3 separate regions of the Homo sapiens genome follow, and all the other regions are linked to region 2. The links are chromatin loops, found by intact Hi-C in ENCODE. Cell type or tissue: OCI-LY7. All regions are shown on one strand.

What was found. A loop is a pair of places that touch in the nucleus more often than their neighbours do. Peaks named below come from ENCODE experiments on the same cell type or tissue, not always from the same donor. Only the 100,000 strongest peaks of a DNase experiment are listed, where the experiment ranks them.
Region 1: it touches region 2 in a loop (6-fold over the local background); 2 of 110 quality-filtered maps call a loop at or near these places.
Region 3: a loop joins it to region 2, with 5 times the contacts of the local background. A loop is called at or near these places in 2 of 110 quality-filtered maps.

The regions. Positions count from the first base shown.
Region 1 is chr4:80,875,716-80,878,215 of GRCh38, reverse strand. All of the region lies in intron 4 of CFAP299 (cilia and flagella associated protein 299), which reads right to left. Among named protein-coding and RNA genes, the nearest start is that of BMP3, 150 kb to the left of the region's middle. In OCI-LY7, no CTCF peak of the experiment used is centred here; DNase peaks (open chromatin) are centred at 1,225, 1,925 and 2,395; H3K4me3 peaks cover 1,404 bases; H3K27ac peaks cover 2,500 bases.
Region 2 is chr4:81,051,385-81,053,884 of GRCh38, reverse strand. BMP3 (bone morphogenetic protein 3) reads right to left here. Exons shown (of 3, transcript NM_001201.5): 3 at 1-540. The coding sequence ends at 349. Among named protein-coding and RNA genes, the nearest start is that of BMP3, 22 kb to the right of the region's middle. RefSeq lists a silencer at 1,558-1,607. In OCI-LY7, CTCF peaks have their summits at 1,006 and 1,228 (motif pointing right); DNase peaks (open chromatin) are centred at 1,234 and 1,574; H3K4me3 peaks cover 2,312 bases; H3K27ac peaks cover 2,500 bases.
Region 3 is chr4:80,924,142-80,926,641 of GRCh38, reverse strand. All of the region lies in intron 4 of CFAP299 (cilia and flagella associated protein 299), which reads right to left. Among named protein-coding and RNA genes, the nearest start is that of BMP3, 110 kb to the left of the region's middle. In OCI-LY7, no CTCF peak of the experiment used is centred here; a DNase peak (open chromatin) is centred at 1,121; H3K4me3 peaks cover 1,581 bases; H3K27ac peaks cover 1,982 bases.

The DNA.
Region 1 (2,500 bases), 180 kb after region 2:
ATTTGGCTGGGAAGTATGGAGAGAGGTGCTCTTTTAAAGAAAAGGACAGTAAAGAGACACAAGCAATGTAATTTTTATACATTGAATGATGATTCACACAAGTAGCTATAATACATTTTGGACATACTTAAGAAAATTTAAATATGAGCTAAACATTAGATGACAGTAGAAAATAATTATGAATTTTTATCTAAAATAATGGTGATGTTATGTAGGAGGATGTCCTTATACTCATGAGACGCAAGATGAAATATTTTAAGGTGAAATCTGTAAGCTACTTTCAAATAGTACAAACATAGACACAAATAAACACACACCAAAATACCAAAAGAGAATTGAAGCAAGTTTGGAAAAATGTTAACAATTGTTTTGTCTAGGTTGTGAGTATATTAGCCTTCATTGTACTATTCTTTGAACTTTTCCAAAACTTAAAAAAAATTAATAATAAAAAGTTGAAAAAGTTGCACAAAAATTTGAATGTATTTAATGTCACTCAACTGTACACTTTAAACGGTTAAACTGAAATTTTATGTTGTGTATTTTTGACCAAAAATTTTAAAAAGTTGGAAAAAATCTTATGTAGAGTAATCCTGTCTTAACCACAGTCAGTGTCAATAAACTAGAGGTTTTGTGAGATCTCTAATTATTCACTTAAGGTTTATCCAGAGACACAATCTTCAAGGAAACACATTCTAGACAACTAAAGAAACTACCAAGTGATTGCTCTGGGATTCTGACTTTTTCTTTTAAAGCAATGGACCAAACTGTGCATGAATAATTTCTGTCATTAGATGACACAGACAGATACTCTAGTAAGGATTCAGTAGGAATTGTTAGTCCTAGTTTATGGGTTATATGCACAGTATATGGCTTTTGGGATCTCTGCTCTATTTCTGAATTTTCCATGAGAGACAGTACTTAATATTTAGCTTGGAATAAAGAGAAGCTAAAATGAGTTAAGTATTGGAAAATTAAATTTATCTGTAAAAGAATTCCAAGTAGATATTACAAAATTTTTTTGAACCACAGTTCAGAGGATATGAGTAGATTCTAAAAGTATCCTGGGACATAACTGAGGTTCAACAAGTCAGGGCCAATGTTTCCCTAAAGACTTTTAGGCTGAAACCACAATTACAGGTCACTTTTAATTCTGTTCAGAGCTCTTCCACACACAAAGCTGTGGGGACACTATAATTCTTACTCACAGTGACTGAAAATGAAAGCCTGGTTAAGTACAAAGGGGTGTTTTCTGCCAAGCTCAATGAAAGAAGGAAGTGGCAAGGGTGGGTACAGGATGGCCAAAATTTCCTAGTCTTAACTGTGGACAGCAGGATTGCTTAAAGTTCTGAAAAATATTCCTAAATTAGGTCTTGTCACAGGAGACACACTTCTGACAAAAAAAAATATGACCTGGGAAGGATTGGGATATGGATTTGAGGTCAAAAGTGACATCTTTACATGTCAAAGTCTTAAATGGAATAATGTACTGAATTAAAAAAAATAATGGCAGTGATCTCTGTTTGGTCCTGGATTTCTGGTTGTACATATGTATGTGTCTGTATATAACTTTGGTTAAGCCAGCTAACACTTTAATGATACAGGTTTTTTAAGTGTTAAAATGTGAAAAAGGTCTTGTATTAGTCCATTATTATATTGCTATAAGGAAACACCCAAGACTGGGAAGTTTATAAAGAAAAGAGGTCTAATTAACTTACAGTTCCACATGGCTGGGGAGGCCTCAGGAAACTTACAATCATGGCAGAAGGCACCTCTTCCCAGGAAAGCAGGAGAGAGAATGAGTGCCAGCAGGGGAAATGCCAGTTGCTTATAAAACCATCAGATCTTGTGAGAACTCACTCACTATCCTGAGAACAGTATGGAGAAAACTGCCCCCATGATTCAATTACCTTCCATCAGGTCCCTCCCGTGACATGTGAGGATTATATGGATTACAATTCAAGATGAGATTTGGGTGGTGACACAGCCAAACCATATCAGGTCCCTAACCTATAAGGTTGTTGTAAAGAGAAAATGAAATATTATATATAATATAATATTTATAAATGTAATATATAATATTTATATATAATATGTAATATATAAATTATTTAGTACAGTGCTTTAGTTATTAATTAGTACTATGCACAGTAAGTGCTCAGTTAACATCATCATTGTTTTTAAATCATCATCATAATCATCTCAGACTGACGCAGTTCAACCTTGTAACCACGGTATGGAACAACCTGAGGGAGACCAAGGGCTGAAATAAACTCACACGTAGTGGGTGAGCAAAGAATATCATGACTAGGCTAACAGAAAATATGACCTCTAGAATCTAAGATAGCAGTTTAAACCAGAAGTCACAAACTCAAATGCCTAAAAGAAGCTAGCAGGTACTATGCATGAGTAACTCAAGGGTGATGGTGGTATCACTATATGTGGTTAGTGAAGTCTGTGTTAATCTAGTAAAAATATGCCCCATCTGAGGAAGCAGCTGCAG
Region 2 (2,500 bases):
CTATTGCTGCTTCTCCATTCTGTTTTCAAAGAACATTACAAAAATAAACCAGTGTGTTCTCTAACAGTTCTAAAAACAGTTTGATAAGTTGTTGTGTTTGATTACAAAAAGAGAAATAGATGTCCATATTTACTAAAAATCTTGCTTTAAGTTACATTCAGAAACAAATACAGTTCTTTTCCTTGGTGGCAATCTTCAGTCTATTTGCTCATTCCCCTCTGACTATAGAAATAATCTTTTGAAACAAAATGCATTGGCAGTGCAAAAAAAAAAAAAAAAAAAACAGGAAGAAGTCCATAAAAATAAACTAATGATTGAATTAAGCATTCAAATGAGTTCTTTGCCAGGTTATCTGCAAGCGCAAGACTCTACTGTCATGTTAGGGTATACTTTAAGCACTACATTCTTATTTTCATCAAAGAATAAAATACTGAGTGAGGACATCTTTTCTGGTACACAGCAAGGCTCAGGAATCCCAGGAACGACCCCCACAGCTCTCACTATACTCTGGATGGTAGCATGATTTGATGGCTTCAAAGACTAGAGAAAGAAATGAAAGAAGAACACATATGTTAGGTGGAACTGCGTTTCCACTCCTCAGTCCTCATTACACAAAATGCTTATCTAATGAATTTGTTTCAACAATTTAATAAAACCTCTGGCATCATTATACATTAAGCCCAATCGCCTATCCCACCACTACCAAAATGGTTATTATTTATTAAGTGCCTGCTGCATTCCAGGCATATTATATGTAGTATCTCTAATTCTCACAACAAAGCTAACATTTCTTACATTTTACAAAGGCTCAAAAAGCTTAAACGACTTATCTAAGTTCAAATAGCTTGTAAATGGTAGAGGATTTAAACCAAGTTATCTCAGCAAGAATCATTTAATTACAAACAACTTAGCCCCCAAACATGGAATTAATACACTCTACGGTGTTTTCAATAACAGGATTGAAACAAAAAATGATTCGTTATTGACCCTACATTAATCAAAATCCTAACAAGCACTCTATTTAACAGAGATACATTATTGCCACTGCTATATTGATATTTAGGCATTGTTGTTAAAATAAAACCAAGCAGGTCAGAGGGGTATTGATTTATTTAATTTAATAGTTGCCAAGATGGATTGGATGGTTACTATTCCACTATGTAATTATTCAACTCTCCTTAGAAGTACAAACTGGGGGGTAAGAAGACCACACCATTGGCCACTGGGGGTCACTGTTGCTCCACTGGTTTAGAATTAGGCATGGAGTTGTGTTCTAAGAGTGGGCCACGTCCTCTGGGAATTCCCTCTGGGAATTATGAGGGCCTAAAGTTATCCTATGGATACCAGAACTTTCACCAAAGAAGCCTGAGTAAGAATCTTTTCCCTGAGAAAATGCCAAATGGGACCACTAACATTCATGTGAAGCATGTGGTTTTATTTAGAGAACCCCATACAGCTCTGCTCTAGCTAAAAGTACTAAAGGAACAGTCATTTTTGCAAGTCCAGAATGTTAGGTATTGCCAGAGTGGTAAGAACTTCCTAAGAGATGCCCCACTGTGCAACACCTGTGTTTCTCGATTCCTCTTTTAGGCAGGTGAAAGTAGTTTTGTTTTAAACACATTGAGAAACAGAAGTTTGGTAACTTGCCAGAGACCAATTCAGGAGTAGGACTTTGACCAAAACTTTCGCTTTTTAATTTCAGAACTTTGAGCCATGTTTCTCATGGCTCAGAGGAACCCCGCCCCAGTGGATTGGTATTTTAATTTCAAACTCCTAAAGCTCCCAGCATGGGAAACTGGAACAAGTTAAAACTTTAAGGGTATATACAAACCAAGGGAGAAGACAATAATATAGAAAGCAGGCATACTCTTAAAAAAAAAAAGAAAAAAAGGATTATTTTTGGCAGAGAAAGGTTAAATCTCATCCCATCTTTTAATATCAATGAAATAAAATCCATACATCAGACTTCAACTTTATTGTGATTAGGCATAAGTAACTAAATAATTAGACTTAATGATGGGCAACTGTTCTTACTTTTTTTTCCTAGAGATTTTCAGTATATGTTAAAAAGACTGGTTAACTTTGAATTAATTAGCTTTAATTCATTACAAAGCAAGTTATTCCTCCCTTGAGGAGAGGAAGTCCATGCTGTTTTATTTTGCACATTGTATGCCCTGCATCACCAATAATATCTGTGTAACTTACACAAACTACAATCAGTATTGTACAACAAATGTCAGTAGCCATTGCTTGTTATTGCTATTGGTAATTTCTAAAGAAAGCTTTTGCAGCCATCCACTTTTCTCTACTGATTTAAAGTTATTTTTATGACTCAATAATCTAAATAGCTTGTCATAAAGCGAAAACTTTTAAACTAGATTTTCCAAAATTATTCTGTTATTTTAATGTTTAATGACTCCTATAATATTTGAATTTTATACAAAGTGGATCAACTTAATTAGATGAGACCTTGGGTGCTAAATTCTCCTGTGCATTGCTG
Region 3 (2,500 bases), 130 kb after region 2:
GTAAGTAACACTGCCATCTTCCCCAGGAATCCAAGCTAGAAATGTGGATTATCCTAGGTTGTTCCCTCTCCTTCTCCATGCATCTTGTCTTTCATCACGTCTTACAGATTCCATCTCTTTAATCTCTCTCATGTCTATTTACTTCTCCCCAAATATTTCATTGTACATCAATTCTTGCCTGAATTAATACAATAGCTTCACAATCAGTCTCTCCCACCCCTGTCACCTTTGGTCTGCATCCCTTCTCATCCATCATCCTCTTGCAATCACAATTATCTCAAAACATATCACATAAGATATTATATCCCTGCTTACAGTACTTTCCTAACATCGATGGCTTTCCTGACACACTCTGTAGCTTAGCACACAAACTCCTCCAAACCTGGAAGCCATCTCTCTAGTCACATCATGCACTCCAAACTTCATATTTTTCTTGAGCTTTTTCTACTATGTGCATTTCTCTAAACATGCCATTTCAGGCTCTGCTAGTGCCTCCTACCTGGGAGCATACTGTTTTCTTTGCCTGGACTACTATCTCCACATTGCATTGTTTTTCATCTAGCTAAGTTCTGCACATCCTTCAAATATCATATCATGCAATACTTCCCATGGGAAACTACAACCACAAGACTAATTTATATTCCAAGTTCTGGAACAAATGGATAATCTACTGTAGAAACTAAAGTTCTGTTCTGTAATAACTGATTCACATTCTGTCATTTCAACTAGGCTGTGAGCCCCATAAGGGTAGGAACAACACCTTATTGGACTATTTCTAGAACTTACTGCAGCACCTTGGCACTTGGCCAGTTCCAATAAATGTTCATCACAATTATTCTAATTATAATAAACTATTCCTTCATTACCACGAGACTGGCATGAGTCTTGTGACTTGACATTCATCTTCAGCATCAGCTTCTCTTTTGCTCTTTTGTCTTTTACCTTCTTTCATCTTTAGTCTTTTTTTTCACTAAGAGATTGAGGTCAGGACATTTTTAGACACTTATACACTTGTACCAAATAATCTGCCTCCTCTTTCATTTGTCAGTATCATATATCTCTATAATTGCAGGTGTATGGGTTGTCACTTTTAAGAGGAAATATTAATATTTTGAGTAGGAAGTGAAAAAGTTTCCTGACAGTCTTTCAACCACATCATATACTCAGCAATCTTTTTTTGCTCCTACAAAGCATAACTCTCTTGGTCAGTGTGACAGAAGCATCAGACACCCCACTGGAGACTAAATAGCAGAGATCATTGTAGTAGCGTAAATCATGTTGCATTTAAAAATCCATTGTTTCACTCTTAAGAAGCAGGTAAGATATGGTTTTGACACACATTGGAAATTAATAATGATGATGAACCCTAGGAAGATACAGCAAGAATATTTTGTTCAGGAAAGACAGAAGAAGAAGATTAAGAGTGAAAGCATTATGAAAATTAGAAAGCTTCAACAAGCAATGAAAGGGAGAATAGGTAGGTTACTGGCACATATTGAGGGACATAGTAAGCTTAAGAGCAATGAGAGAAACCCTAAAGGAAACAAGATCAGTTTACCTTCATAACAATTAAAAAATAAAACTTTATGTCAAGAGAAGTCATAAATAAAAATAAAATCAAACAACAAATAGGGAAAATGTGTGCCATAAATGTCCTTGAAATATAAAGCTCTTCTATAAAGTAATTTAAAACATTTCAATGACCCCAACTTGAAACACTGGGGGAAGACAAGATTAGATAGATCACAGAAAATAAAATAATAGCCAAAAAAGATTTGTAATAAGCATAAGCATTGCTAATAATAAAAGAAATGTGAGTAAAATAAAATGATTTTGTCTTTTAAAATTGATAATAATAAGAAAGAGTATAATACTTATAACACTCTAGCTGATAGAGCTAGAGTGCAGTGAGATAAGCATTCTCATCTATAGCTTGTGAAAATACAAGTTATACACCTTGGAAAGCAATTTGGCAATGTGCATAACAAGCTTTATAAGTACTCATAAATATTATAAATTATTATAATTGTAACTTATAAATGATTGAGCAATTCCACTTCTAGAAATTACAGACACAGATATATATATATATATATATATATACACACACACACACACACACACACATAATGAATTGTCACACGATTATGTATTATAGCAATGGTTTGGAATTAGCCTAAAGTGGTCCAAATTCCCATTGTAAATAATCAGGAGGCCAAATTCTGACTTCAACTTGGTCTGCCACAAGTAACAGCAATGAAGGTGAACAAGAGGTAGAACCTGGAGAGAACAGTGATTTTAAAACAGCAGATACTGTGGTCTTTTTTTGAACTGTAAGATCAATTTAGTGGGCCATAGCCAAAAGTAAAATATGAAATAGAAAAGAATAGAAAACAGTAAAGGGGACTTCTCTGGATAAATGTGAACAAAAGTTTCACAAAATATTTGCCTAGTGTATTTATTTAGAGATTCAGGTCACCCACCCCTTTCTTCTCCTTTA